Regions from separate parts of the Homo sapiens genome. Here region 2 is linked to region 1. A link is an interaction called in ENCODE POLR2A ChIA-PET data of the cell type or tissue named here. Cell type or tissue: PC-3. All regions are shown on one strand. Links, peaks and the distances in the headings refer to the core of each region. The heading gives the core; the rest is flanking DNA. Region 1 overlaps KLRD1 (killer cell lectin like receptor D1). Region 2 holds the start of TMEM52B (transmembrane protein 52B).

The links. ChIA-PET counts read pairs that join two places held together with the same protein. Peaks named below come from ENCODE experiments on the same cell type or tissue, not always from the same donor. Only the 100,000 strongest peaks of a DNase experiment are listed, where the experiment ranks them.
Region 2: POLR2A ChIA-PET joins it to region 1 with 10 read pairs; 2 of 35 experiments call an interaction of 5 or more read pairs at or near these places.

The regions. Positions count from the first base shown.
Region 1 is chr12:10,319,626-10,335,559 of GRCh38, forward strand. It overlaps KLRD1 (killer cell lectin like receptor D1), which reads left to right. Exons shown (of 6, transcript NM_002262.5): 6 at 1-9,983. LINC02617 (long intergenic non-protein coding RNA 2617) reads right to left here. Exons shown (of 3, transcript NR_159946.1): 3 at 13,235-13,438. Among named protein-coding and RNA genes, the nearest start is that of LINC02617, 11 kb to the right of the region's middle. In PC-3, for the core only: no CTCF peak of the experiment used is centred there; no DNase peak of the experiment used is centred there.
Region 2 is chr12:10,170,988-10,186,921 of GRCh38, forward strand. TMEM52B (transmembrane protein 52B) reads left to right here and starts at 8,045. Exons shown (of 5, transcript NM_001384896.1): 1 at 8,045-8,641; 2 at 11,563-11,606; 3 at 14,343-14,381; 4 at 15,433-15,602. The coding sequence starts at 8,588. It overlaps OLR1 (oxidized low density lipoprotein receptor 1), which reads right to left and starts at 1,145. Exons shown (of 6, transcript NM_002543.4): 1 at 1,015-1,145. The coding sequence starts at 1,090. RefSeq lists an enhancer at 8,403-9,602. In PC-3, for the core only: no CTCF peak of the experiment used is centred there; a DNase peak (open chromatin) is centred at 9,104.

The DNA.
Region 1 (15,934 bases), core at 94-8,093:
AAGGAACTGAAGACTCTTACACACAGCCAGCAAGGAACTGAAGTCTATTTCCAATAGCCATGCTATGAGCCTTCTTTGCTTGTATAGGCTCCAGTCTTAGTCAAGCCTTCAGATGATTACAGCCCCCAGCCAACACCTTGACGGCAACCTCATGAGAGACCCTGAGCTAGGTCCATCGTGCTATGCTGTTCGAGGATTCCTCACTCTCAGAAGCTGTGTGAAATAGTAAAGTGTTTATTCTTTTTTTTTTTTTTTTTTTTGACAGAGTCTCACTCTGTCACCTGGGCTGGAGTGCAGTGGGGCCATGTCGGCTCACTGCAACTTCTGCCTCCTGGATTCAAGCAATTCTCCTGCCTCAGCCTCCTGAGCAGCTGGGATTACAGGTGTGCACCACCACTCCTGGCTAATTTTTTTGTATTTTTAGTACAGACGGGGTTTCACCATGTTGGTCAGGCTGGTCTTGAACTCCTGACCTCAGGTGATCTGCCTACCTCACCCTCCCAAAGTGCTGGGATTACAGGCGTGAGCCACTGCGCCCAGACATAACTTTTATTCTTTTAAGTCACTAAATATTAACGTGTCACATAGCAATAATCAATACATATTTTGGTACCAAGAATGAAGTTACTATTATAAAGAAAAAAAAAAACCACTAAAATTTTGGAGTGCTTGAAAACAGGCAGTGGATGGAGGCCAAAAGGACAGGAAAGACTGAAACCTTCTAGTATGGGCTTATAGTAGGGAAGTGAAAACATATTAGAAACTGGAGAAAGTAAAAATCTTTCTATTTAGTACCAGAAAGTTTAGCAACACTTTTGTCTGTAGCATTGTGGAAAGTAGAAAATGTACTTAATGATTTAAGAGAATGCTCTAAACTTATTTCCAACTAGAGTGTTGAATATCTTGTCTGATTTCTTCCTACTACTTATATTACAATGCTATAGAACACACATAAGCTAATGGAAGGGCTGTTGAGCAAAAGAAGACAGAACTTGATAGTTTTGAGATTCCTGGACTCTCAAATGTTAGCATGTCAAAAATGCTAAAATTGAGAAATAGATTCTGAGCAAAGATCCAATCTAGAGTGCTCTCAGGAAAGCATGATTCTAAACAAGAAGGTGTGGGTGTGACTGAAATTTCCTGTAAATATCATAGAAAGAACACAAGTAGTGCCTCAATTCAGTCAGATGAAGATCTATAAAGGTCAAATAATAGGGCTTCTAGGAAGCCCCAGGGTATTGTCCCTCAGGTATCTCAGCAGAAGCTCCAGGTAGAGAGAAGATTGAAGAGATTTATGTGTGCGGTTTTTACAAATAGAGTTCATAGAAAACCTCAAAACACTTTTGAGATGACTATGTCAGTAGAAAATTGACAATGAATTGCTACCTTTTATTCAAAAGTAAGAATAATTCAAAGGACAGAACTAAGAGCCTGTAAGGTGGATCCAAGAGTTATGAAGAGTGATTTTATAAGCAGAAATAGGACTGAGTCCTAATCAAATGAGTCCCGACATTTGCTATGCTAGATTTTAAATTATTATGCATCAGTGACTCCTTTGTAATTCTCATGCCCCTCCCTCTTTTGAACAAGGATGTCTATAGTTTGTTCTTTCGAATGTTGAGTGTATAAGGGAAGGAAATCTCTAGTATTGTTAATTTCACAAGCCTTCACATGGAGAAAAATGATACTCAAGAAGCTAAACTTAAGGAACTTCACCTGATGAGTCTCACTCATACCTGGATGTGACAAATTTCGGACTTTGAACTGACATTGTAACGGAATGAGATTTGGCAGTTGGTGTGGATTTTGTATGTGGGAGGGACATAAATCATTTGGGGCCAAAGATTAGACTCTTGTAAACAGCTTCCTATATGCTCCCAATGATCCCTGTTTCTTGGAATTTAACCCTTTTGATATAATCAATTACATTGTATAAGGGTTGATCACTGTGACCAAGAGAATAAGGCAGAAGTTATCGCATATCACTTTTGAGGCTAGATTATAAAAGACAGTATGTCTTTGGCGTTGCCCTTTCTCATATCATCTGATTTGGTGGAAGCCAGCTACCTTGTCGTGAGCAACTCTTTTAAGCGTTCCATGTGGCAAAGAACTGAGGCCTCCTATAAACAGCTAGCAAGGAACTGCAGCCATCTTGTAGACAGCCTTGTGCACGAGCCTCCTTGGTTCAACTCTTCAGCCAGTGTCAAGCCTTAGAAAATACAACCCAACCTACATTTTTACTGCAACCTCATGAGGGATCCTGAGCTAGAACCACCTAGCACAGTTGCTCTTGATTTCTGACCTCAGAAACTGTGAAGTGAAATATTTTGTTGTTTTAAGCTTACGAGTTTGAGGATAATTTGTTCTTTATAGTAGTTAGCTGATACAATATGCTTCATCATCATGACCTCATGAATAGAGAACATTTATTTATTTATTGAGATGGAGTCTCACTCTGTCACCCAGGCTGGAGTGCAGTGGCACAGTCTTGGCTCACTGCAACCTCTGCCTCGCTGGTTCAAGCGATTCTCATGCCTCAGCCTCCCCAGTAGCTGGGATTACAGGCACCCACCACCATGCCTGGCTAATTTTTGTATTTTCAGTAGACATGAGGTTTTGCCATGTTGGCCAGGCTGGTCTCCAACTCCTGGCCTCAAGTGATCCACCTGCCTCGGCCTCCTGAAGTGCTGGGATTACAGGCATGAGCCATTGTGTCTGGCCAAATAGAGGACATTTTAGAGCCCAATAGTAAGCTAGGATTATATTTCCTTCTTTGAGGTTCTATTGTTATAACCCTTATACAATAAAAAACAACTCTTCTGCCAGATTAAAATTTTTTGTTTTTTGGTTTTTTTAGTTCTCAATTATGTTGTATAACCCATGAGTGTCACTTTATTCTCATTGGAAATATCCTCCCAAGAGCTCTTACCCACCTGCTGTTGTTTGGACTGGCACCTTACTAGACCTGCTCCACAAACTGCCGTCATGAAATTTTTCTTCACTAATTTTCTCATTTACACTAAATACTTCATTGATTACAGTTTACCTCTTCATATATTTTAATTGAGCAAAAACACAATAAAGAATACCTATCTTAAATTTACTCGTAAACATTTAAGCTATGTCTACACTTACACGATTACTACCAGATTGCAATAGAGACTACCTACCACCACCAAGACTCTCTTGCTGTTTGCTAATTGATACTGTCTCCCCTGTTCCAAGAAAACTGCTACTCTGATTTCTGAAAATATAGGTTTATTTAGCCTGTTCTTTAATTTCATATAAATGGAAGCTTAGCATGTATGATCTTTGTGGCTTCTGTTGCTAAGCATTACGTCTGTGAGATACATCCATATATTCGTGCAGCAGTAGCTCCTCACTTTTATTGTCATGTAGAATTCATAAGAATGTATCACAATTTGCTTATTTATTCTAATATTGTTCAACATTTGAGTCATTTCCACTTTTCACTATTATGAGTAAAATTGCTATAAACATTTTAATATAGCTCTTGTGGGACATGTGGCTTCATATCTTTTGAGTGTACGCCTAGGAGTTGAATTTCTAAGTCATAAGCTGTCATATATTTAGGCCCTTTAGTTCACGCTTTAAAAACTAGTGATAATTTATTCATAAAGCTTATTTATAATTTCACTGGCAGTTTATGTGAGTGTTACTCTGTATTCTTGACAATACATAGTATTATGAATTATTTTAGTCTAAGGACCTTCTGGATACTATGCATTTGCATACAATTGTACATTTAATTTCCATCTTCCAAATGAATAATGATGCTTATCCCTCATCTTTTTTTTTCATTTTTATATCCCCTTCTATGTAGTGCTTGTTTAAGCTTTTAGCCATTATTTATTTTTAACAGCGCTGTTGCAGTATAATTGAGATACTTTAAGCATACTTTATATGCTTAAAGTATGACATTTGATGTATTTCCATATCTATGCATCTGTGAAACCATCACCTCAGCAATATATAAAACACCTACTAACCTCAAAAGTATCCTTTCCCCTATGTATAAAATACTTCCTCTTGCTCCTCCCCTCACAGATGAATATTCTGTTACTATAGATTTGCCTTTCTATGTTTTATATAGATAGAATCATATAATATGTACATCTGTGTTCTAGATTTTTCATTCAGCATCATAATAGTTTTTATACTCATCTATGTTGATACATGTATCAATAGTTAATTCCCTTTTATTTCTTATTTCTTTCCTTTTTTTTTTTTTTTGAGACTGAGTATTGCTCTGTCACCCAGATTAGAGTGCAGTGGTGTGATCTCAGCTCACTGCAACCTTCACCACCTGGGTTCAAGTTATTCTCATGCCTCAGCCTCCCCAGTAGCCGAGATTACAGATGCCCACCACCACGCCCAGCTAATTTTTGTATTTTTAGTAGAGACGGGGTTTCACCATGTTGACCAGTCTTGTCTTGAACTCCTGACCTCAACTGCTCCACCTGCCTTGACCTCCCAAAGTGCTGGAATTACAGGCGTGAGCCACCACATCCAGCCGATTCCTTTTTACTTCTGAGAGTCTTCTGATCCTTGAGTAAAGTATGTTTCTTGTACCTCAATATGCTTAATTTTTTCCTTCTGGCTTTCGTTTTAGGTTCAGGGTATATATGTAGGCTTCTTATATGAGTACATTGCATGTTGCAGTGGTTTGGTGTACAGATAATTTTGTCATCCTGGTAATCAGCATAGTACCTGACAGGCAGTTTTTCTATCCTCATCCTTCTCCCTCTCCCCCCCAAGTAGGCCCCAGTGTCTATTGTTTCCTTTTTTTGTGTGCCTGTGTACTCCATGGTTAGCTCCCACTTATAAGGGAGAATATGTGGTTTTTGGTTTTCTGTTCTTCCATTGATTTGCTTAGGATAATGGCCTCTAGTTCTATCCATGTTCCTGCAAAGGACATGATTTTTTTCTTTTTTATGTCTGCATAGTATTCCATGGTGTATATGTACCACATTTTCTTTACCTAGTCCATTGTCTCAATATACTTAAGTTATACTCAGTAATGTTTTGTAGTTTTTAATATTCAGGCCTTTTATGTTTTTATGAGATTTCCCCAAAGTAGTCTATTGTTTTTAAAGCTATTATACATTTTATTTTCTAATTTCAAATGTTTTATTTTAAAATTGTAAGTATATATGTATATGTGTGTGTGTGTATATATATATATATATATATATATTCATTTACACAGTTGATTCTAAGTGTATCTTTTATTGTTTAACCTGCCTAAATTCACTTATCCTAGCAGCATTTCTGTAGATTTCATTGGGTTATCTGCATAGATGAATAAAGACAGTTTTTACCTCTTTCTTTTGAAAACTGTGTGCCTTTAATTCTTTTTATCACCTTGTCACAGTGGCCAGAATATTCAACACAAAGTTGAATACAAGTGGTGAGTAAACACCCTTGTTTTGCTATTGATCTTAGAGCATGAATATTCACTTTTTTTACCTTTATACTTAATTTTAGCTGTAGGATTTTCATAAATGACCTTTACTAGGTTGAGAAAGTTCCCTCCTATTCCTAGTCTGATGAGAATTTTTATAAGGAGTACATATGACATATGCTTTTATTAAATGTTTTATTCTGCCTCGATTGAAATCAGATAGTTTTTATTTCCCAGTTATAAACCTCAGTTGTTCATGTTATCTTTTTTACGTATCTTTGCAGATGCTTTGCTAATTTTTTAAAATTTTATTTTATTGAGGTAAATACAACATAAGATCTATCCTCTTAACAAATTTTCAAGTCTACAGTACAGTATTATTAACAATAGGTACAATGTTGTATAGTAGATCTCTATAATTTATTCATCTTGCATAATTGAGGCTTTATGCCCTTTGATTAACGACGTCCCATTTTTTCCTCTCTCCATTCCTGGCAACCACCATTCTATTCTCTGATTTTATAAGCTTGACCACTTTAGATATTTCACGTAAGTGGAATCATATAGTATTTATCCTGTGACTTGTTTATTTCATTTAGCATAATGTCCTCAAGTTTCATCCACATTGTTACATATTGCAGGATTTCATTTTTAAGGCTGGATAATATTCTATTGTATGTGTATGTACACATTGGCTACTGTGACTAGTATAGCAATGGACAGTAGTATACTAATATTTCTTTGAGATTCTTATTTCAATTCTTTTGCATAATTACCCAGAAAGGGGATTGGTGGATCATATGGTAGTTCTATTTTTAATTTTTTGAGAAATCACCATCCTGTTTTCCACAGAAGCAGCACAATTTTTCATTCCCACCAAAGTGTTCAAGGGGTCTAATTACCCCACGTACTTCTCAACACTTGTCTTTCATTTGTTTGATAATAGCCATCCTTATAAGTGAGAGATGATATTTGGTGGTTATAATTTGCATTTCCCTGATGATTAGTGATATTGAGCATCATTTCATATGCCCATTGACCCTTTGTATGTTTTTTATGAAGAAATGACCATTCAAGTCTTTGATACATTTTTTAATTGGGTTACTTGTGTTTTTTTTAATATTGAGTTGTAGGAGTTCTTTATATGTTTTGGATATTGACTCCTTTTCTGATATATGATTTGCAATTATTTTCTCCCATTCTGTAGATCATCCTTTCATTCCATTGGTTATTTCCTTTGTGAACCCTGAAAATTTGAGACAGGTCTCAGTTAATTTAGAAAGTTTATTTTGCAAAGGTTGAGAACATATGCCCATAACACAGCCTCACCTCAGGAGGTCCTGCTGACATGTGCCCAAGGTGGTCAGGGCACAGTTTGGTTTTATACATTTTAGGGAGACATGAGACATCAATCAACATATGTAAAATGAACAGTGGTTTGGTCTAGAAAGGTGGGACAATTCAAAGCAGAAGTGAAACAACTGGAAGCAAGGAGGGGGCTTCCAGGTCACAGGTAAGAGACAAATGGTTGCACCTTTTTGTTTCTGATTAGCCTTTCCAAAGGAGGCAATCAGATATGCATTTATCTCAGTGAGCAAAGAGATGACTTTGAATAGAATGGGGGGCTCCCAGGTCACAGGTAAGGGACAAATGGTTGCATCTTTTTGTTTCTGATTAGCCTTTCCAAAGGAGGCAATCAGATACGTATTTATCTCAGTGAGCAAAGAGATGACTTTGAATAGAATGGGAGGCAGTTTTGCCCTAAGCAGTTCCCAGCTTGAATTTTCCCTTTTGTTGAGTGATTTTGGGGGCCCAAGATATTTTCCTTTCACACCTTTGATGCGAACAAGCTGTTTGTTTGCTATAGTCCTACTTGTCTATTCTTGCTTTTGTTGCCTGTGCTTTTGGTGTCAGATTGATGATATCATTGCCAAAACCAATGTCAAAAGGTTTTCCTCTATGTTTTCTTTGAAGGGCTTTACATTTTCAGTACTTACATTTAGGCTTTTAATCCATTTGAAATTTATTTTTGCATATGGTGTAAGATAAGCAATTTCTTTGCAATATGGATGTTCATTTTTCCCGTCACTGTTTGTTGAAGAAACTGTCATTTCCCCTTAAATAGTCCTGCCACCCAAAGACCGTTTAACCATATTTGCAAAGTTTATTCCCAAGTTCTCCAATCTGTTTAATTGGTCTATATGTTCATCTTTATGCCAGTGCCATATTGTTTCAATTATTGTAGCTTTGTAATATATTTTGATATCAGGAAGTTTGAGGCCTCTGGCCTTCTGTTTCTTGCTCAAGATTTGTTTGGCTATTCAGGGCTTTTTGTGGTTCCATGTATATTTTAGTATCATTGTTTTCCTAATTCTAAAATGCCATTGAGGTCTTGATAGGTATTGCACTAAATCTGCAGATCACATTGTGAAATACAAATATTTTAACTATATGAAGTCTTTTAATAAATGAATATAGGAGGATTTTTGCATGTTGATTTTGTACCCTGCAACTTTACTTGGTTTTAGGAGGCTTTTTTGTGGATTCTTTAGAGCATGCCATAGGCAAACAGGGACCATTGTACTTCTTCTTTTACAATCTGTATGTTGTTAATTTCTTTTCCTTGCCTAAGAGCTTTAAGTAGGACAAGGGTTAAATAGAAATGGCAAGTGCAAACATCCTTGCCATGTTTCTGATGTCAGAGGAAAAGTTCAGCTTTTTCCATAGCATGATATTAGCTATGCACTTTACATATAGGGCCTTCAAAATGTTGAAATATTTTTCTCAAATTCTAGGTTGGCAGGAGTTATCATCATAAAATGGGTATTAAATTTTGTGAAAACTTTTTTTCTGAATCTATTGAGATGCACAGGTGACATTTATCCTTCATTCTATTAATGTGGTATATTACATTAATTGATTTTGTATGTTAGGCTATCCTTGCACCCCAGGGATAAATGCCACTTGCTTATGGCATATACTCCTTTTAGTGTACTGTTGAATTAATTTTGCTACTACTTTGTTGAGGATTTTTGCATCTACGTTTACTAGACATATTGGCTTATAGTTTTCTTGTGGTATCTTTGACAAGCTTTGGTGTAATGGTAATGCTGGCCACATAAAATTAGTTTGAAAGTATTTATTCTTTTTAAATTTTTATATAATAGCTTGGGAAAGATGGCCATTAATTTCTCCTTAAATATTTGGTGGCTTCACCAGAAGAGCCATCTTGTCCTGGGAATTTTTTTGTTGTAAGTTTCTTGATTACTGATTCAATCTTCATTCTAGTTATAGATACGCTCATATTTTCTATTTCTTCATAATTCAGTCTTGGTAGGTCCTTGTCTTTGTGAATTTTTTCATTTCTTCTAGGTTATCCAATTTGTTGGCCTATAATTGTTCTTAGTTGTCTCTTACCATCTTTTATATTTCTGTGGCATCAGTTGCAATGTCTTATTTCTGATTTCATTTATTTAAGGCCTCTCTTCTTTTTCTTAGTCTAGCTAAAGGTTTGTCAAGTTATTTATATTTTCCAAAAACTAACTCTTAGTTTTGTTTACTTTTTATATATCCTTTCCATTCACTATTTTATTTCTGAACTAATCTTTATTATTTTCTTTATTCTTCTAAATTTGAACTTTGTTTGTTCTTTTCTACATTTCTAGTTGCTTGGGATATGTATTAGTCCATTTTCACACTGTTGATAAAGACTTAACTGAGAGACTGGGTAATTTGTAAAGAAAAAGAGGTTTAATGGACTCACAGTTCCACGTGGCTGGGGAGGCCTCACTATCATGGCAGAAGGTAAAACACATGTCTCACATGGCGGCAGACAAGAGAGAATGAAAGCCAAGCCAAAGGGGGTTTCCCCTTATAAAACCATCTGATTTCATAAGACTGATTCACTACCATGAGAACAGTATGGGGGAAACCACCCCCATGATTCAATTATCTCCCACTGGGTCCCTCCACCAACATGGGGGAATTATGGGAGCTACAATTCAAGATGAGATTTGGGTGGGGACACAGCCAAACCATATCAAGGTATAAAGTGCATTGTTTGAGACCTTTCTTTTTTCTTAATGCAGATATTCATCACTATAAACTTTTCTTTTAGCCCTACTTTTACTACATCCCATAAGTTTTGTTAGACTTTATTTTTGTTTTCATTTATTCTAATGTGTTTTTAAATTTCCCTTTTGATTTATTCTTTGCAGATTGGTTGTTCAAAAATGTATTGTTAAATTATCACATATTTATTAGTTTTCCTTTTGCAACTGATTTCTAGTTTCATTCCCTTGATGCTGTAAAAGATACTTGATATGACTTCAATTTTCTTAATTTTCTTAAGACTTCTTTTATGACCTAACATATGATCTATCCTGCAGAATGATCCATGTGCACTTGAGAAGAATGTATACTCTGCTGCTGTTGGATGGAATGTTCTGCACATGTCTGTAGGTGACTTGACTTGCAGTGTTGATCAGGTCATCTGGGTCTTTGTTGCCTTTATGTTTGGTTGTTCTATCCATTATTAAAAGTGAGCACTGAAATCTCCTACTGTTATTGTATTGCTATCTATTTCTCCCTTAAGTTCAGTCAATGTTTGCTTTATACCTTTAGATACTCTGATGTTGGGTGCATATATATTTAAAATTATTGTATCCTCCAATGTGAATTGACGCCTTTATCATTATGTAATATCCTTCTTTTTTTCTTGTGACAATTTTTGACTTAAAGTCTATTTTTTATAATATCAGTAAAGGCATTTTTTGTTGTCTTTTAGTTATTATTTGGCGAAGGATTTTTGCAGTCTTCTTCAACCTTCATGCTAGTCCAACTGGCTTTCTTTTTTTCTTGGTAGATTCCAGGCATCTAGAATATCCCAGGTCCTGTCAGTGCTCTGAGATAAACAGGAATAAAGCTAGCTCCTCAGGCAATCTCCAGAAAATATGGATTATCAGTTGTTTAGTTCAACTTTTTCCCCCAAGGAGAAGCTGAGAGTTAAAGGTTTTGGTCCACTCACTCCATCTTGATCCAAGGAGTGGTTGAAACTGCCAGCTCACCCCACCATCTATGTTCTTGCTGGTCCCACGCAGCCAGGCTATGCTTGGTTCTATCAGTACACTGAGACAGGCTAGAGAGAAGCCAGTCTTAGGAGTAGCCCCTGGAAAAATTGGGGAATTGGACATGCCATCCATCATTTATTAACCAAGAGCAAAGCTGGGAGCAGGGGAGTTTCTCCCTGGTTTTTTGGCACTGTGCTGGGGGCAGGAATTAGGGAAGGAGTGTACCTTAGATTTCCCTAAGGCTTCAACATGAGTAGTTTCACCAACAGCATTGGAGCATCTCAACTAGTTTCTTAATTTCCCACAAAGAAAATTTGTCTATGAATTTTTAGTTGAATTGGTGCATTTGTAGAGAGAAAAGAGACCAGGGCTTCCCACTCTGTCATCTTGCTAATTTTACTCCACCATTTATTTTATAATTTAAATATATAAAAATAAGATACATATTTATAATTTATGTGTATGTATATGTATATATTTTAAATTTAATGTATATATAAAAACATTTGCTGTATTTCTAAACTGGAATACAATACAATGAAATTTAATTGCATCTTAAATGGACAAAACATTACCATGCGTAAATGGAAAAAATTGTGGCTGGAGTTACCTCATGATGGAGAGAACAAATACCACTGTACACAACGCCACCAAACATCCTGTATGAGCTATGATAACACAATCCCATATAGTACTAAGTAGGCTTTCTGATATTTTCTACTCGCCAACTGAGGTTTTCTTAAATATATTCTTAGAAGTGTTTCTAGCTATGATGCACATATGTTGTAAAATCCAATGTAATATTTTTTTCATACATGGTTTTAATTGCTCCAACATTAAAATGGTTAGACTTGCATTTTTTCAGCCAACATAGGTGACAGCTGTTTGTTAAAATACTAAATAAATTACACAGACAGGCTACAAGAAAGTAAGCCTGTACATTAAGAACACAGTCACCTGAGGTTAACATTTTAGAATTTTTATTTATTGAGAGCTTATAATAAGTCTTCCATACAACCTTTGACAGGTTTGAAGTATGAAATAGATTTCAGAGTAAGGATTTAAGAGAAAGGGCACTTTAACAAATAACAGTAGCTAAATCCTCAGTTTCTCACGTTGCAGAGATGGTTGTCTAATCCCAGATATCTCCTATCTCTCCCCCAAACTCATAAAATTAATAAGAAAAGCAAATAAAACCACATAATACCTTATCCTTTCAACATCTCTAGGACACATAGAGTACCACAACCTTCAAATTACCTATAAATAGAGAAAAAATATTGCAAAAGAACACTCGCTCCTGCCTACCACTGAATACCTGCGGTGCAGGATAGGGAGATTAGTCTTTAACATACTCAGAAGAGAAGACTAGAGGACATAAATGAATCACAGATACAATAAACCCTGAAAGATAAAACTTCAACAATCAATGCCAGAATACTTAACACAATTTTGGACTTGGTAGTTCATAGTACTGGGAAAAGGCTTGAAACTGAAGACCAGAAGTGGAAAACTTGGAAAGGAAAACAATGGTTTCTTGGAGAGAAGCAGAAAATAAAGGAGTGACACTCCTTAGAAATGTGACTATCAAAGCAAATAAGTAATGTGAGGGACTTAAGAATCCTGCAGAAAGGAAAGAGAAAAAAGACATGACTATCATTTGCCCTTCCCAATCCCATCATCACCACCACCCATAGAGGACACTATGCTGAATAGGACAGAACTGACAGAAGAGGGAGCTCTCTAACTAGGTTCCTTGTCCACGAAACAGGAATAGGAAAAAACAGACCATATTTATGTGAAACCTCTTTAAAACTTCAGATAATGTAAATAAAAATATTTTTCTTTTGAAAAATCACTCACTCAAAAAAGGAAACAACCACTAAGCAGATGAAAAGTGTAATAAACACTGCAAATTGAATTAGACATTCTAACGCAATCATAAAAACAAGACCACAAATGCCAAAAAAATAATAAGGTTGGTATGAAACAGGAGTTGAACTGTGAGAGGTAATAGTATACCACAGTAAAATAATGAACAAAGATTTACAAGATGAATGTTAGCAATAAGAAAGGGGTTGCAATTCTGATGCCAAAGAAGTAGACATAAAAACAGAACTAAATGAGGCAAAGAAAGATGTTGTATAATATTAAAATCTACATACTGCAATGAAGAGTACATAGTTAAGAATTTATGTAGTAATTAATACACTGATTATTTATATAAAATACAAATTACAAGAGATGCAAGAAAAAAAAAGACCATAACATATTAATACAGGGTGATTTTAATATACCACTCTCAATATAAGGCAGAAAGTGTGGGCAAAAATAAGTTATTTTCCGGAAGATCTAAATAAGATAGTATAGCAGATATTTTGAATACATATTGATCACTATGCACTGATAATATAAAATATATTTTTTTCCAAATGCACCTGAAACATTCACAAAAATTGAACAAATAAAGCTCATGAGAAAAGTAAAACTGTATGGCTATCTCCTTAACTAGAAAAAAATATACGTCTACACACATACAGTCAACCTTGAACAATGTGGGCATTAGGACCACTGACCTCCTCTGCAGTTGACAATCCATATATAACTTTTGACTCCCTAAAAACTTAACAACTAATAAACTATTTTTGACACCATCATTTTGTTTCTAGTTCTACATTTCAATCAAAATGATTAAAACAAATAAAACCAAACTTGTTTACAAATATACGAAGAGTCACTGTGGAGGGAAAAGCTCTTTAATTTATTTCTCAAGATATAGATCCAACAGGACTGCAAAGTGGAACAGTTCTCAGAAGCCTGATTCAGGAAGATGTACCCGGGTTTTGGCACCAAATTTCACACGCGTCCGTGTGAAGAGACCACCAAACAGGCTTTGTGTGAGCAACATGGCCGTTTATTTCACCTGGGTGCAGGCGGGCTGAGTCTGAAAAGAGAGTCAGCAAAGGGAGATAAGGGTGGGGCCGTTTTATAGGATTTGGGTAGGTAAAGGAAAATTACAGTCAAAGGGGGTTTGTTCTCTGGCGGGCAGGAGTGGGGGGGTTGCAAGGTGTTCAGTGGGGGTGCTTTTTGAGCCAGGATGAGCCAGGAAAAGGACTTTCACAAGGTAATGTCATCAGTTAAGGCAAGGACCAGCCATTTACACTTCTTTTGTGGTGGAATGTCATCAGTTAAGGTGGGGCAGGGCATATTCACTTCTTTTGTGATTCTTCAGTTACTTCAGGCCATCTAGGCGTACATGTGCAAGTCACAGGGGATGCGATGGCTTGGCTTGGGCTCAGAGGCCTGACATTCCTGCCTTCTTATATTAATAGAAAAATAAAACAAAATAGTGTTGAAGTGTTGGGGCAGTGAAAATTTTTGGGGGTTGGTATGGAGAGAGAATGGGCGATGTTTCTCAGGGCTGCTTCAAGTGGGATTAGGGGTGGCGTGGGAACCTAGAGTGGGAGAGATTAAGCTGAAGGGAGGTCTTGTGGTAAGGGGTGATATTGTGGGGATGTTAGAAGAAACATTTGTCGTATAGAATGATTGGTGATGGCCTAAATACGGTTTTGGATGAATTGAGAAACTAAATGGAATAACAGAAGGAGAAAAACAGGTATAAAAGATCTAAGAATTGGGACGACTCAGGATATCCGATTAGAGAGTGCCTAAGGAGATTCAGAATAGTCCTGCCAGCAAAGATTATTTATTTACTTCAAGAGTTAAGAGTGGCAGTTTGGGGATAGCACCAGGAGATATCAGCTGTGATGGCTTGGAGAAACAGTGCAAACCAGCAGTGTAAACAAGAGCAGGGCATGTATGAGTAGTTGAGAACGGTGAATAGGAGTATGACTAGACAGAAGATAGTAGGGATGACAAGTTTTTTGGGGCACAGTCTAAGTTGGTCTAGTGTCTGGAATGAGACTGGGGCCTAATAAAAAGGAGCGTCTATACAGGAGCTTAAATGGGTTGTACCTTGTAGCATTCTGAGGACAGGCCTGAATTCTGAGAAGGGAAAGTGGTTAAAGTATTGTCCAGTCCTTTTTAAGTTGGTAATATAAGTGATATAAAGGTTTCACTGAATACTAACAGCCTGAAAAACTGCTTGGCTGATTTGACTAATAAAGGCTCGTCTGTTATCAGACTGTATTGAGGTGGGAAGGCTAAACTGAGGAATTATGTCTGACAGAAGGGAAGAAATGACTGCGGTGGCCTTCTCAGACCCTGTAGGAAAGGCCTCTACCTATCCAGTGAAAGTATCTACCTAGACTAAGAGGCATTTTAGTTATCTTACTCAGGGCATGTTGAGTAAAGTTAATTTGCGAGTCCTGGGTGGGGGTAAATCCTCAAGCTTGATGTATAGGGAAGGGGGGGGGGGCCTGAATAATCCCTGAGGAGTAGTAGAATAGCAGATGGAACACTGAGAAGTTATTTCCTTGAGGATAGATTTCCACGATGGAAAGGAAATGAGAGGTTCTAAGAGGCGGGCTAGTGGCTTGTACTATAGTATAACCTGCCTTCGCTGGTGTGTGGCGATTAGGCCTGGTGGAACTGCCATCAATAAATCAAGCGTGATCAGGGTGAGGAACGGGAAAGAAGGAAATTTGGGGAAATGGGGTGAATGTCAGGTGGATCAGAGAGATACAGTCATGGGGGTCAGGTGTGGTCTCAGGAATAATGTGGGAGGCTGGATTGAAGTCTGGGCCAGGAACAACGGTAATTGTGGGAGACTCAACAAAGAGTGAGTACAGCTGAAGGAGCCGGGGAGCAGAAAGTATATGCGTCAGGTATGAGGAAGAAAATAGATTTTGGAAGTTATGAGAACTGTAGAGAGTGAGTTGAGCATAGTTTGTGATTTTGAGGGCCTCTAAAAGTATTAAAGCAGCGGCAGCCGCTGCATGCAGACATGAGGGCTAGGCTAAAACAGTAAGGTCAAGTTGTTTGCACAGAAAGGCTACAGGGTGTGGTCCTGGCTCTTGTGTAAGAATTCTGACCTCACTAACTATGCCTAGGAAGGAAAGGAGTTGTTTTGTAAGGGATTGAAGTTTGGGAGATTAATGGGACACAATCAGCTGGGAGAGCACGTGTGTTTTTATGAGAATTATGCCGAGATAGGTAACAGATGAGGATGAAATTTGGGCTTGACTGAAGTAATGGGGGCTGTCTACTAAGCCTTGCAGCAGTACAGCCTAGGTAATTTGCTGAGCCTAATGGGTGTCAGGGTCAGTCTAAGTGAAAGCGAAGAGAGGCTGGGACGAGAGGTGCAGGGGAATAGTGAAAAAAGCATCTTTAAGATCAAGCACGGAACAGTGAGTTGTGGAGGAAGGTATTGAGGACAAAAGAGTGTACGGGTTGGGCACTGCAGGGTGGATAGGCAAAACAATTTGGTTGCTAAGGCGCAGATCCTGAACTAACTTGTAAGGCTTGTCTGGTTTTAGGA
Region 2 (15,934 bases), core at 1,184-9,183, 150 kb before region 1:
ACCAAGATTCTGAAAGAAAAATCAATCTCATGATTATTGTAAAATTCAGACCCTCAATATTTACTACACAAATAATGAATGAGTAAAGAAACGAATGACTATTGTTCACTTCTGGTTTTACCTATAAATATCAGCAGTTTTTATAGCAATTTAGTTCATTGGCTCAAATGTTAAATCACTCCATGCTCACACTTATGTTCTCTATTGAGAGAAATTTCTGTTTTGTTTTTGGAAATGTAATTTGGAATTTCTTTATCCAAATTTCTGACAATACTTGTCTCTCTTTCTCTCCTTATATTCTGTTCATTTTCCTCAGAACAGATATAGAATAAAAGGCAATTTACCCAGATTGTCTGTGGAATTGGGATTATGAATTAATTTATAGCTATGCAATTTAATTACTGTATGGGTCAAACAGAACTTACAATTTTTCAAAGCAGTAGTACACAACAAAATGTAACTTATGCTAAACTATACTGAATATCATTTACTTTGCCTGCATAATTCATGAGGTACTTCAGGTTTTTGTAGTGCCTGAAGGACTCTTACAGAAATTATCGTTATATACACCAGATAAATTTGGTTCCCGAGCCCTCCGATGTATAGAATTCTGGATAAATGGGAGTTTGTGGTACAGTCCTAGCTCTACCACTTATTAGCTCCGTGAAACTGGATGATGTTGTTAGTCCTCCTGATGCCCAGTTAGCTCTCTGTAAAAGGGAGATAGTAATAGTACCAATCTCAAAATGTTATTGCGAAGATTCTGAGAAATAATACTCTGAAAGTGAATAACATATAGAATAACCTGTAGTAAATACTCAGTATAAATTGTTATAAATAAGTTGTCATCATCATCATCATTATAGCCTTCTTGTTTTTCTTTTAAGTAAATGGTATTAATTCTATTTTCCCATACTTGGGTGTTTAGCTTTCTAATCCCATTCTTCGGTGAATTTACATTTTGGGGCTAACACTGGGATTCTTTCCCTGTACACATTTTCCCATCCCTAGTACCTTTAGCTTTTTTTCCATTTGACTTCTCATCAGGCTGGTCCTTCACAGTCTGGATCTTTAGGTCATCAAAAGTCATTTCCAAATTCAAGCTAAGAATGAGAGAGTGAAGCAGTCACGAACTTCAACAAACTAAAAATATGTGAGCTTCTGCAGAAGTATTTAAATAGCTACTGTTATCTAATAGAAGAATGACTCAATCATTGGTAGGAGGAAGGAGAGGCTTTGCTTCATATTGGGAAGTTCGCTGACGCAAATTCTTGAGTTATGTGTATTGCAGGTGGAGAAAGTGGTGATTCTGAAGGTGTTTCAGGATATTTCGCTAAGTAATTTATGAAAGGGAAAACTATTTTTCATGAGCATCAGAGGAGAGATATTGTACCCACTCTTCAGAGACAGAAACTGAAATTCAAAGAGAGTAAGTCACACTACATTTGTAAAAAATGTGCCAGAATTATGGGCCAAAATATTTGATTCCAATGTTTGTTTGCTAATTTCATTAGCAGACTGTTTCTATATGGTGTCTTTTACGAATCAGATATATTCTCTTTTGATTTTCACTGTTTTATCTGGCAATGGATCTAAGAATTTTGGGGTGAATCACATATGGCTCCCATTTCCAGCGATGGTGTGTCCTGGGTGATTTTAGAATTTATCTGGGGCTACTAGTTCATGCAGTGCCAGTGTAACGTAGCAGCAGAGAGCACTTTGAATGCAGAAAGAGCTAGTTTCAGTACTTTCCTTTAGTCTACAATCTTGGGAAATCTTAATACTTTGAATCTATGTCTTTGTCTGGAAATTAGGGATAATGTCTACCTGATAACATTGTTATAGGAATTCAAATGACATGTCTGGAAATTAGGGATAATGTCTACCTGATAACATTGTTATAGGAATTCAAATGACATGCTGGGTAAAAATAATAAGCTTTTTTACACTAGGTTTGTGAAAAATGTCACGTTGCTATAGGAATTCAAATGACACGCTGGTTAAAAATGACAAGCTTTGTACTTGGAGCATAATAAGAAGCCAATAAATAATAATTATTAGTATAGTACTAATATTCAGCACAGTTGAATTACCCATCAAATAATGTATTTCAGTAAAATCCATGATTGACTCATGTCACAAAGACGCTTACATGAGAGACCCATAAGTATGTCTATATGTATTTACTGATAGAATACTTTTCTATTTTCCCTTGACAACCTCCTAACCAGATATATATCTATTAGAGATGTCTTCTGAAGGAAGTATTTATAAGCAAAATGATATGATATCTGGCATTTACTTTAAATTACTCCAGGAAAAAAAAGTGCAAAGAAAAGAATACACAAAGGAAGAATGGAAAAATAAATACATAAATAAAACATATAGGAAACTATTAGGAAAAATTACCAATATTGACAGCCTAATTAGGATTCCATTTCCCTCCTCCTCCCTGTTTCCTATATTCCTTTTATTATGTGCAGAGTATTTGAGAACAAATTGAAAAAGTTGGCCAGGTGCAGTGGCTCATGCCTGTAATCTCAGCACTTTGGGAAGCTGAGGGGGGGGGTGGATCACTGAGGTCAGGAGTTCGAGACCAGCCTGGCCAACCTGTTGAAACCCTGTCACCACTAAAAATACAAAAGTTAGCTGGGCCTGGTTGCAAGCCTATAATCCCAGCTATTTGGGAGGTGGAAAATGAAAATGCTTTTCATTTTCAGTGAGCTGAGATTGTGCCACTGTACTCCAGCCTGGGCAACAGAGCGAGACTCCCTTTAAAAAAAAAAAAAAAAAAGAATTAAAAAATACTGAAACGATATCACACTGAAAAGGGCACATTATCATTTCTACAGTGACTCAGTTATTTTGGATGCCATGAATATTATAGAACATAAAGTGTTTACCATTTCAACCATTTTTAGGTGTACTGTTCAGTGGCATTAAGTACATTTACATTGTTGTGCAGCCATCACCACCATCCATCTCCAGAACTTTTCATCTTCCCCAACTGAAACTCTATACCCACCAAGCAATAACTCCTGTGATGGTGAATTTCATGTGTTTTGTTTGTTTGTTTGTTTGTTTGTTTTTGAGATGGAGTTTCACCCTTGTTACCCAGGGTGGATTGCAATGGCATGATCTCGGCTCACTGCAACCTCCGCCTCCTGGGTTCAAGCAATTCTCCTGCCTCAGCCTCCTGAGTAGCTGGGATTACAGGTGCCCGCCACCCCTCCCGGCTAATTGTTTTGTATTTTCAGTAGAGACAGGGTTTCACCATGTTGGCCAGGCTGGTCTTGAACTCCTGTCCTCAAGTGATCCGCCTGCCTCAGCCTCCCACAGTGCTGGGATTACAAGCGTGAGCCACCGTGCTGGCCTTCTGTGTCTTCTTGACTGGGTCATGGGGTTCCCAGACAGGATGCTTTTAAATGAGATTAACATATTAATCAGAAGAGGAAAGTAGATTTCGCTGCATAATGTAGGTGGGCCTCATCCAAAAGTTGAAGGCCTAAAGAACAAAAAGCTTCTAACCTTCCCCCAAATAAGAAAGAATCCCCCAGCTGTCTATGGACTGGAACTCAGCCATCAACTCTCCCAGTTCTCCACTCGCTGGCCGAGTCTGGCAGCCCACACTCCAGATTTTAAATTACCAGGCTCTATAATCATACAAGCCAATTCCTTATAATAAACCTATTTCTATGTATGTACACAGCGTATTGATCCTCTTTCTCTGCACAGACCTAATACAAATCCCAATTCCTTTCTCCTTTCTTGGAAACCACCGTTCCATTTTTTTGTTTCTATAAATTGGTTTATTTTAGGCACCTCATACTGGTGGAATCATATAATATTTGTCCTTTTGTATCTAAATTATTTTATTTAGCATTATGTCTTCAACAATTATCAATGTGGTAGCATGTGTCAGAATTTTGTTCCTTTTAAAGTCTGTATAATATTCCATTGTATGTATAAACCACATTCTACATTTTATTTATCCATTGATGGACGTTTGGGTTTATCCTGTTTTTAAAGATCAGTGGGATAGTTTCTACAGTCCTTGTGTGGCAGATAACTGGACAGATTTGAAAAATTTTAGAGGGCTCTCATTATTCCTGCCTCCTGGTGTTCATGATCTTGTGTAATCCTTCCCCTTGAGTGTGAGTGAGACCTATGACTTGGAGTGTAGCAGAGGTGCTGGAATGTATGTGATCATCTACGTGTGCTTATGTAAGGTATAGTGACTATTATGCTAAAGTCACTCTCCCTCTCCTATTTCCATCTTTATCTCCCTGTCTAGATTTTTAAAAGCAAGCTTAAATGGATCCTGCAGCCATAGAGAAATAAATTCTGCCTGAGGGAGCTTGCAAGTGAATCTTCCCAGGCTCACCTGAGAATGCATGATGAGAGTGCAACCCAGCAGCCACCTTGACTGCAGCCTTGTGAGACATCAAGCAGAGGACCCAACTAAGTTGTGCCCACACTTCTGACTCACAGATACTTTGAAATAATAAAAGTACATTGTTTTACCTTGCTGCTCACATAATTTGTGGTGATGTGTTACACAGCATATCAACCTAAAACATTCTATGATAAACTGAATCCTTCTGTCTTGTTTAACTTTTTTAACTCTAATCTTTTTACTGATTTCAGTGCCTTTGAAGCTGTCACTCAATCCCTATGCTGTGATCTTGGCTTATCAGACAGAAACACTTCCCAAGGGATCTCCCAAGGGTTGCAAAGATGAAACTTCTTCTGCTATATTATTTATTTTTGAAATCAGGGCTGTGGCCCTACCCACTGACTTATAGTTTGAGGTTGATGCCTCAGAGTCCTGGCCTCTATTTTATTGAGGCACAGAGAGGAAAGAAATCCATAGTTGGCCACCTGACTTAGGCAAGGTCAAAAGGAGAATGATCAGTGGAACCAGAAGTAAGCAATTTGTTTGGCTACACTTGTTACACCAGTTGTATAACAATTCCCTGAAGCATAGGTGTAAAACTCTATGTACATGCACCCTCTACTGGTTCCACTCCAAGTCCTTAACTACCTGGACATAAGCTAATGATTCACAAGCTTAATGGAACTGCACAAGATTGTATAGGATTGTAATGAGACCATTTCCCTCTATCCCAGCTACCTGCCCTTCTGTACCTGTCCAAAGTGTACTTCGTTCAGTCTTCTTGTCTGAATTATCTTTCTTCTTTCATCATTCCCTATATGGAGGCTTGGTTAGGGACAGGATTCAGAGTTAAAGCTGCCCCAAGGCATAATCTCATTCATTAGGATAAAAACAAACTTTTATCTTTCCAGGGACTAATCTGGTGAGAAAAAAAAAAAGGGTAGTAATAATTCTAAGAAAGGAAAGTCACAAGGAGGTCATTAACAGAACCTATTTTGTTCAAACCTGTTTGGAAGCTGGAGGGCAAAAAGATGATGGCAATTACGTGTTAGAAAAGTGCAATGCGAGCGGGGAGTCATGTTAACCAGCAAACCTGTTTAGGCAGGTGAAGGCTGGCGTGGTTGGGAGAAAAGGTGGCCAGGCTAGCAAGGAAAAATATTCAAGAATTAGAATATCAGGAGACTAAAATGTGGTCTGGAGAGGGAATGGTATAAAAATATACAAGAGAAGCATAAAGGACAGTAATTATCCAGAATCTTGAAAGTAAAGGTCACTGGTAAACTTTAGTGAAAATCAAAATAATCTTAGCAAACACAAAAAATATCAGGACTGTTATATTCATTTTACACACATTAACTTATTTAATCTGTATAAGGCTATCAAGTAAATATTACTACTATTACCCCCATTTTATATAAAATGAAAATGAGCCAATAGAGGTCTAATAACCTGCTCCAAGATCACACAGCTCATAAGTGACAAAACCAAGTATTTAAACCCAGGTATCCTGGCTAGGCTTTAGGTCTTGGTGCTCTACTGTCTTTCTGTCAAGAAAAAGAGAAGGGAAAGTTTCATGATGGGTTCCCTACGTACAGGGCACTCATGATAGAAATATCCTATTCAAAATGCTTTCCTGTCTCTTATTTTATTTTCTCTAGGAAATAACATCTAAAGCAGGTCAAGTGGGTATTCTGCTCCTGTTGTATGAATGGGAACGTTAAGGACTGGAGGAATTACATAATAATTTAGTGGAAGGCCACCTAAAGCCCTGCTCTCCTTGTCCTATAAAATACCTTCCACCTTGCCAAGTCTTCTACTGAAATCTGGAAATCACCCTTCATCCTAACCCCAGTTGCCTAATTTAAAAAAATAAAAAATAAAAGACTGTCAGTGCTCATTTCGTCTTGAAACTGACAGATTTTAAATCACCAGTATGGTACCAGGCCATTTTCTCATTATTTGTTTTCCTTAGCTGAGAACAAAACCAGTTTATATCCTGCATTCTCATATCCCATCATCAAGCTATGTGTGAGGACCCTTAGAGTATGATCAGCTCACCCAAGAGTCTCCCTTCCACAATCACTCAGCATAATTAGATTTACTGAGCTAGAAAGGTCCTGAAAGGAGGTTTTATTCAATTCTTATGAGATAGATATATCACTGTAAACTAACTTCTACTTTTCTTATCCCAGCCTGGCCAATATGGTAAAACCTTGTCTCTACTGAAAATAGAAAAGTTAGCTGGGTGTCGTGGCAGGTGTCTATAATCCCAGCTACTCAGGAGGCTGAGGCAGGAGAATTGCTTGAACCCAGGAGGCAGAGGTTGCAGTGAGCCGAGATTGCACCACTGCCCTCCAGCCTGGTGACAGAGAGACTCTGTCTCAAATAATAATAATAATAATAATAATAATAATAATAATAATAATAATAATTTTTTTATTAAACATTTGGTATTAAGTAAAAGATCACCTACTTAAGTATAAATCATTCATACAGCATTCTTTTGTTTCTTTTAATATTTTGCTTTTTTGAGGCAGATTCTCGCTCTATCACCCAGGCTGGAGTGCAGTGGTGTGATCTCGGCTCACTGCAACTTCTGCCTTCCGGGTTCAAGTGGCCCTCCTGCTTCAGCCTCCCAAGTAGTTGGGATTACAGGTGCCTGCCATGACACACAGCTAATTTTTGTATGTTTCGTAGAGAAAGGGTTTCATCATGTTCTCCAGGCTGGTCTCAAACTCCTGGCCGAAGTTATCAGCCCGCCTTGGCCTCCCAAAGTGCTGGGATTACAGGCATGAGCCATGGCACCCGGCCACATTTGTGTCTATAGCTTTGTTTCATTGTAAGTATTCTAGGCCAGGCACGGTGGCTCACGCCTGTAATCCCAGCACTTTGGGAGGCCGAGTCGGGCGGATCATGAGGTCAGGAGATCGAGACCATTCTGGTTAACATGGTGAAACCCCGTCTCGTCTCTACTAAAAATACAAAAAAACTTAGCCGGGCGTGGTGGTGGGCGCCAGTATTCCCAGCTACTCGGGAGGCTGAGGCAGGAGAATGGCATGAACCCAGGAGGCAGAGTTTGCAGTGAGCCGAGATTGCGCCACTGCACTCCAGCCTGGGTGACAGAGCAAGACTCCGTCTCAAAAAAAAAAAAAAAAAAAGTATTCTATGCTTTTGCATGTGTGCTTGTTTTTACTCTAACCTTAGGTTTTATTTTCCTGAGTGACAAGACTTATTTCTCAATCACATCACTCCTTAACCAAAGAGAGAGAGAGAGAGAGAAAGAGAGAGAAAGAAGGAACAAAGAAAAGGCAAGAAAGAAAGAAACCTATACATTTGCTTTTTTAAAATTTGGTTTTAAAAAAATGTCTTTCTCAGTTATCTATTTCAATGGGAAGTGAAGTCAGGGAGGAGGAAGATGTCACTGATAACACCTGAAAATTCTAATCTTCCGACTTGATTTCTCATCTTCAAGTCTGTTTTCTCCAAAGATGAGATGGCTTTCCTGTTCACTTGGCAACCTCTCAGTCTTACCCCAATGCTTAGGGATATAAATGACCCAGAACCAGGAGAGTTGATTATCAACATAGTGAAGGGGAGGGTTTCAAAGAGCAAGAAGGGGTTGTTAGTCACACGGAGAGAGAAGAAAGGAGATTAGCAGGGTGACTTTCACCCTGCAACAGTCACGCTGGAGTACTCTGGTGAAGGATCAAGAATATTACCAGTTTTCTGATGAAGAAAGGAATATATTTGGTCACCAGCAATCTGCCTTTGACCATCCTCAAAGCCAAGTTTTTCATCGCTGTCTAGAAAAATACTTCATTCAGAGGACACATATGTCCTCTTTGAATGTCTCCTTTTTGGGAGCAGTAGGAGAAAGAAACTTCAAGATGTAGAAAGAATTAATAGTGTAACGGAAAGAAAGAAGGCAAAAGGAAGTAAATGTGGAGGCCATAGAAATAGTAATAAGAATAAAGAAGAAAAACAGGAAAGAAGAGGGAAAAGCCATAGAAAATAACAGCCAGAGCGAGTAGGAGGAGACAGAGAGAACGAGAGAGAGAAAAGCTGATAAATTCCTGAGAAAAGTTTCTCTTCTTAAGAATTCTAGGTCAAGAAGTAAAATATGGCACAGAGCATTGAAAGGAGGCAACGGATGCCCAGTGCAAGATTCTGAAGAAGCAGGAATTCAGCCCGATGGGAGTCCGAGTTCATGTCGTGGCGGCCTCAGCCCTGCTGTATTTCATCCTGGTGAGTTCAGTGGTGAAAAGGCAGAAAGAGTATTTTTCCCCAGATTAATCAACTCTCAGAAGAGTCTGAAAGGAAATGAACTGCGGGGTGGGGAGACATATACAGAACCCAGGGGGTCATAGGGAAATGAATAAACTACAAAGTTTCCTTAGTATTACGAGATTGCATAGATGCATGTGTGACTGATGGCAATGACAATGAAAAGGGGGACAGAAATTAGAGTGAGCATGGAAACGAGCAGGATTGCCGTGGCACTTTAGAAGTGCCGCTGAAGTATTTTATCTCTTTTAGCATCTTATCACCCATCCCTCAAAATTCCAAACAAATTATGAAAACTAGGTGTGTAATTCCCCTAAACGGAATTTCCCATCCAGGAATTTCTAATCCTGTTCTAGCAGTTTAGGTGCCTCTAGTCTAGAAATAAGAGAGGCAGGGCTCTTTTAAAATATTTTGGGCCCCACAATGAATCAGAAGTCTCTGAGTAATCCATTAGTGGAGAAAAGGGTCACTGGACTGAGGGATTCTAAACAATTGTCACAGGGAAGTTTATAGAGCTATGCCATCTAGCAAGAAGGAGAGCAAATGAAGAAAACTGGATAGTCTCAGATTCCCGTATGGCCCCCGTACAGAGTGGGCTGTATGGTTTGTTTTTTTTTTTTTTTTGCTAATAGAACAGTTAAAGTGGTATCTGAAAATCCATTTTTTCTTATATTTTCTTTTTGCTTCCTCTTCACTCCCTTTGCCTTGTCTTCCCTTCATTTTTCCTTTCTTTTCTCTTTGCAACAAGCCTGAAAAGTAGCATTTTCTCTGCTGAGCACTTTAGGCTTCTCTTACCTTTAGTGAAGAAAGTGAAAGAAAGTACCATGGTTGCGTAGAGGAAACACACGCTTTTTCATCGTTAGTGGCCATTTCTTTCCAATGAAAACACAAACACGGGTTTCTCAAATGTTACCTGCAAAGGCTGGCCATTAATCCTTTTACAGATCCTTTCCAACTGATAGGTCTTGAGAATGTGTGTCTCCTTACCCCTTCACTACCCGCCATAAACTCCCAATAGTTACAAATCTGTTTCTTTTCTAGGGCCTTTGTGGTTGCTTTCCTGAAATATCAGATCACTCAGGTTATTAGAAGACAGAAGCAACTTCTAGAATTGAGTTTACTTAAATGGTTTGTTGTTGTTGTTGTTGTTGTTTTTAAACGGAGTTTTGCCCTTGTTACCCAGGCTGGAGTGCAGTGGCACGATCTTGGCTGACTGCAACCTCCGCCTCCTGGGTTCAAGCGATTCTCTTGCCTCAGCCTCCCAAGTAGCAGGGATTGCAGGCATGCACCACCACGCCTGGCTAATTTTGTATTTTTTTAGTAGAGATGGGGTTTCACCATGTTGGTCAGGCTGATCTCGAACTCCTGACCTCAAGTGATCCACCCACCTCGGCCTCCCAAAGTGGTGGGATTGCAGGTGTGAGCCACTGCACCCAGCCTTGAATGGGTTTTTGAAAGAGGAAGTCAACTAAAAAATCAGGTAGAAGAAAGAGTGGACAGTTTTGTTTGTTTTTTTGTTTTCTGTAAAGGGAGTAGAAGGGACTTCATAGCAATGTCAAGGAATTGTTAGAGCAAACTTGTCCCCAGTGCTATTAATTCATCCAACACATATCTATGATAGAGTTTGATTTGAATTCTGTCTGCATCAATAGGTGTGTACATTTGGTCACTTTTTTTTTTTTCCAAGATGGAGTCTTGCTCGCCTAGGCTGGAGTGCAGTGGCATGATCTCGGCTCACTGCAACCTCCACTGCCCGGGTTTAAGCAATTCTCCTGCCTCAACCTCCAGAGTAGCTGGGATTACAGGCGCACATCACCACGCCGGGCTAATTTTTGTATTTTTCGTAGAGACGGGATTTCACCATGTTGGCCAGGCTGGTCTCGAACTCCTGACCTCATGATCTGCCCACCTTGGCCTCCCAAAGTGCTGGGATTACAGGCGTGAGCCACCACGCCTGGCCTGGTCACATTACTTAAAACCCTGTGCCTTAGTCCCTTAACCTTTCAAGATAAGGTTAAATATACCCACCAAGAGGGTTATTGTGATTAAATGTTATGAAATATTAAGAGTTCATGGCCGGGCGCGGTGGCTCACACCTGTAATCCCAACAGCACTTTGGGAGGCGGAGGTGGGTGGGTCACTTGAGGTCAGGTGTTCGAGACTAGCCTGGCCAACATGGTGAAACCCTGTGTCTACTAAAAATACAAAAATTAACCAGGCGTGGTGGCACGTGCCTGTAGTCCCAGCTACTCGGGAGGCTGAGGCAGGAGAATTGCTTGAACCCGGGAGGTAGAGGTTGCAGTGAGCCAAGATCACGCCACTGCACTCCAGCCTGGGTGACAGAGCAAGACTCAAAAAAAAAAAAAAAAAAAACAAAAAAAAAAAACTTGTTAGCAGTCTGAGTGGCATCTAGTAGCTATTCGATAAATAAGACTCTCTGTCCCACTGGCCCCCTCGCTTTTCCCCTTCTTCCTTTGTATAGTCATTGTCACACTAACAGGATAAAAAAAGAGCAGTGGTGTAGAATTCAACTGGGCAGGAATTAGGAGGACAATGGCAATATCCCAAGGGACAGAGAGATCAGGAATTTTCTACTACAAACAAATTAATGTAAATGGCTACCTCTCATTCACAAAGGGTGATGCTCACCCACCATCAACACAACAGATGAGATATTTGTTCTTCAAGGTTCCCTTACCTCAAGTACAAAAGCCAGCAAGTATGGGAGAGATGAAAATGGCAGTCCTAAATAGACTGCCCCTATGACCGTGACCTTCTTACTGCTTGATCTAACACAGCACAACCATGAGAGATGATTGGTAAGCAGCTGAACACAGTGGCCAAAACAATTTCCCTGTATAAGACAATTTCTCTTTCTACAGCTTTCTGGGACGAGATGTGAGGAAAACTGTGGTAATCCTGAACAGTAAGTATAGAGTTCAAGCTGGGAGGAAGGAGCAACAGACCAAAACATCACTACCCCAAAAGAGAGTCAAGATGTCATTAGACATCTATGACTTCTTTTTATTTATTTTTACTTAAGTAATAGATCTCATAGATGACTTATCACAAAATAAAGACGTGTTTTTGTCATCTTAAGCACTCAAAATAACACTGCTGACAGCATGTTTTTACCCAAAGCCAATCTTCCCATCAAAGCAGCACGATTAATCTCAACTTATACAGTCATAGAGACTTGCAAAAGACTTCCTTAGCCCTGCTCCTCAGTGACTCACCAGGACAGACGGTTTAGTATCTAGTCACTGGCATATATATTTGGGTGATTTCCAAAGTAACATTATTACTTTAAATTGGGAAAGTATTTTCTAGTTTTTAGGGCATGTTAACATTTATTGGGCAGACTTCATTTAGCTATCACTTTGATGTAGTTATCAACTAATCCAAACCTGTCACACTTAAGTCTTATGTAGACACAGAGGACATGAAGATAAAAATGCAAAAGAATCATTCCACTTAAAGGAACTGTAAAATACAAATTTTAAAAAGTAGTGGCACTTTGAATAAAAACGTGTTTAGGATGAAGAAAAATACATATTTAGCCATGGGAAGGGTTTCCCAATAGCCAGGTCTGTTAAACCCAGGGAAAGGGTGATAGCCTTGATTACCTGTCACATGCAAATTGGGTGTTGACTACTTGACACCTGCTTTCTGAGGTTTTACACATCTTCCACCATAGGAAGAGTCCTTTCCTATAAACCAGAGTCTAATTAGAACTAGAAGAGTTTTCAACAAGTAAGAAATGTGGGAAAACCAAGAGGAGTCATTGTTCAGTGAAAAACAAAACAAAACTATATTTTCTATAAATGTGTGACCAGAGAATAAAAATAGATTCACTAGATTTCAGTAGATTCCTGTATCAGAAAGAATTATTAAATAACAAAATTTACTACTCTTCAAAGATACACAAATATTTTGCCTCCCCTCATTCTCCAATTCCTGAACTTATCTTCTCCTTCTCCCATACAATCCCTATTTTTTTTTCATTCTTACAGAGAAAATTTACAATTGCCATAGTGAACTCAGAACATTATTTAGCTTTCATCATGGTAAAGTTGGCTTCTACTTTTTTCCCTCTTCCTGTTTGGTCTCAGTGGATATGCAAATTAGTTTTGATCCTGGATGTGAAAAATTAGGGTACTCTTTACGGTGGGTGTGATATTGTGAGAATATATATTTGGTTTTGTCCCTATCTCCTAGCATACAACTTCTAAAATCCCCAAAGTAAGTAGCATCATTTTGCATGCTAATGAGTTGATTGGTGGCTGGCAGCCCCTAGGTAGATTTAGGATGGGGCTGGTCATTGGAAGGACCAATGCAGAATGCTTAAAGCCTCACCCCTCAACATCCAAGGAAAGTAGAGGGGCTGAAGTTTAAGTTGATCATCAATGGCCAATGATTTAATCAATCACGCCTACATAATGAGGCTTTCATGAAAATCCCAAAGGATGGATTTGAAGAGTTTCTGTAAAGCTGAACAGGCAGTGGTTTCTGAAGGGTGGTGCACTCGGAAGACCTGCAAGCTCCGTGCCCCTTCCCACATGCTTTGCTCTACGCATCTCTTCATCCGCATCCTCGGTAATATTCTTTGTAATAAACTGTAGATGTAAGTAAGTGTTTCCCGGAGTTCTGTGAGCTGCTCTAACAAATTAACGCAACCTCAAGAGGGAGTCAGGGAACCCCCAATTTATAACCAGTAGGTCAGAAGCACAGGCAAAACAAATTGTGATTGGCATCAGAATTCTGGGGAGCCGTCTAGGGGACTGAGTCCTCACCCTATGGGATCGGATCCTATCTCCAAGCAGGTGGTGTTGGCATTGAATTGAATTAGAGGACGCTCAGCTGTTGTCTGTTGCTGGAAGATTGCTTGCCTGGTGTGTGCGGAAATCCTCACCCACCCACATCTGGTGTCAGAGGGTTGGGAGAGTATAGCAGGAAGAAACTAAGTTTTTTTTTTCCTACATTCTCAGTGGGAGTGTTGCAACAGCTTGCAAAAGATAAATTACAAATGTGATTGTATGACTTTCATACTCATAACTGAAATTTTCTTTATGTTTACATTTTATTGACCTCAAATATACACAAGCCTTAAGTTTCACATCCATTTTCAAAGTTACTCTTTGTAAACTTGCATTCCAAGTTCTTTCTTAGTATTTTTTTTTTCTTTTTGAGATGGCGTCACCACGGCCGGCTAATTTTTGTATTTTTAGTAGAGATGGGGTTTCACTATGTTGGCCAGGCTGGTCTCCAACTCCTGACCTCGTGATCTGCCAGCCTTAGCCTCCCAAAGTGCTGGGATTACAGGCATGAGGCACCGCACCTGGCCCTTTCTTGGTCATTTTTATCATAAATGTTTGCAATAGGCACAGACATGTTTTCTATGGACACTTCTAATGATCACTAGTTTGTTTTATAATGATTTACAAAATGACTCAGACAATGCCATCTATAGTATAAAGTACTATTTAAAGCATATCATTTGGCAAAAGATTCAACTAGCTACAGTGAATTTTAAAAACATAACCCATGGTGCTTTATTTATAACAAGGTATCACATCATATTGTAACTCATATTTCTGAGTCTGGAGTTATAACAGGGATTGACTATATTTTTAATGTAGAAAACTTTATTCTTTCTTTATAGTTGCCTGACCACAGACTGGGTACATCTCTGGTATATATGGTAAGTTTCACTTATAATACCCAGAAAGACACTGTATTCCTCAAGGCCATTAAAAATGACAACCTGCCTACTTACTTAGCATCTCATGGAGTAAGATTTCATTACTTCATCACTACCTATGTGACAATATGTCAGGATTTCCTTTTTCAATACCATCTCCTCCGCAAACATCAAACCATTACTGTGTCCTTCCCTCGGAGTCTGTTCTAGAAATATCTCAACGAAGATTACTTTAGTGAATTAAAAAGCAGAGCCTGGCCGGGCGTGGTGGCTCACACCTGTAATCCCAACACTTTGGGAGGCTGAGGCAGGCAGATCACTTTGAGGCCAGGAGTTCGAGACCAGCCTGAGCAAAATAAAGAAACCCCCATCTCTATTAAAAATACAAAAAAAGTTGGGCGCGGTGGCTCACACCTGTAATCCTAGCACTTTGGGAGGCCGAGACAGTGGATTATCTGAGGTCAGGAGTTCAAGACCAGCCTGACCAACCTGGAGAAACTCCGTCTCTACTAAAAATACAAAATTAGCTGGGCGTGGTGGCACATGCCTGTAATCCCAGCTACTCAGGTGGTTGAGGCAGGAGAATCGATTGAACCCAGGAGGCAGAGGTTGCGGTGAGCTGAAATTGTGCCACTGCACTTCAGCCTGGGCAACAAGAGCAAAACTCTGTCTAAAAAAAAAAAAATTAGTCGAGTGTGGTGGCATGTGCCTATAGTACTGGCTACTCAGGAGGCTGAGATCGTGCCACTTCACTCCAGCCTGGGCAACAGAGCAAGACTCTGTCTCAGAAAAGAAAAAAGAAGCAGCCCCCCAAACTACCTTAAATGTCTTACTATTTGTTCTAATGAATTGACTTACTGCAGCTGACAAAATAAGGAGGTGTATCTATAAAGCAAAAGCCTTGAAATTAAAATTATAAATTAAAATATTTATAATTATTCTATAAAATGTTTAGACAAGAATCAAAACACAGACATTAAAGACTGGTTACAGCAGAGCTGGGAAAAAAGCCAGATCCCAGAGCTCCCACTCGCCCCGTGGGCTTTTGCAGGTTGCTAGTGGTAATTGGCGCGCTGCTTCTCCTGTGTGGCCTGACGTCCCTGTGCTTCCGCTGCTGCTGTCTGAGCCGCCAGCAAAATGGGGAAGATGGGGGCCCACCACCCTGTGAAGTGACCGTCATTGCTTTCGATCACGACAGCACTCTCCAGAGCACTATCACATGTGAGTACACTGAACTTTTAACCTGGGAGGAGGACCCAATTTAAGGGAATAATGAAAAGGGTGCAAAGGTGTAGAACCACTGATCGAGTAATATTAAAGATTCCAGGACTCACAATAATTTCCATTCCCAGAAGCCTGATGGTGCAGTGACCTGGGCTGTCACTGAAGCTGTGTTCTCAAGGGTCTGTCTGGCTCATGATAAAGAAAGAAGTGAAATATTGGAGGCTATTGGAAATATTGAATAGGAAGAATTAGCCAGTTTATAAATAGTTACTTTGCTAAAAACTATTTTGAACTCCAAACGGATGCCTTTTTCAAAACGTCTTGGATTT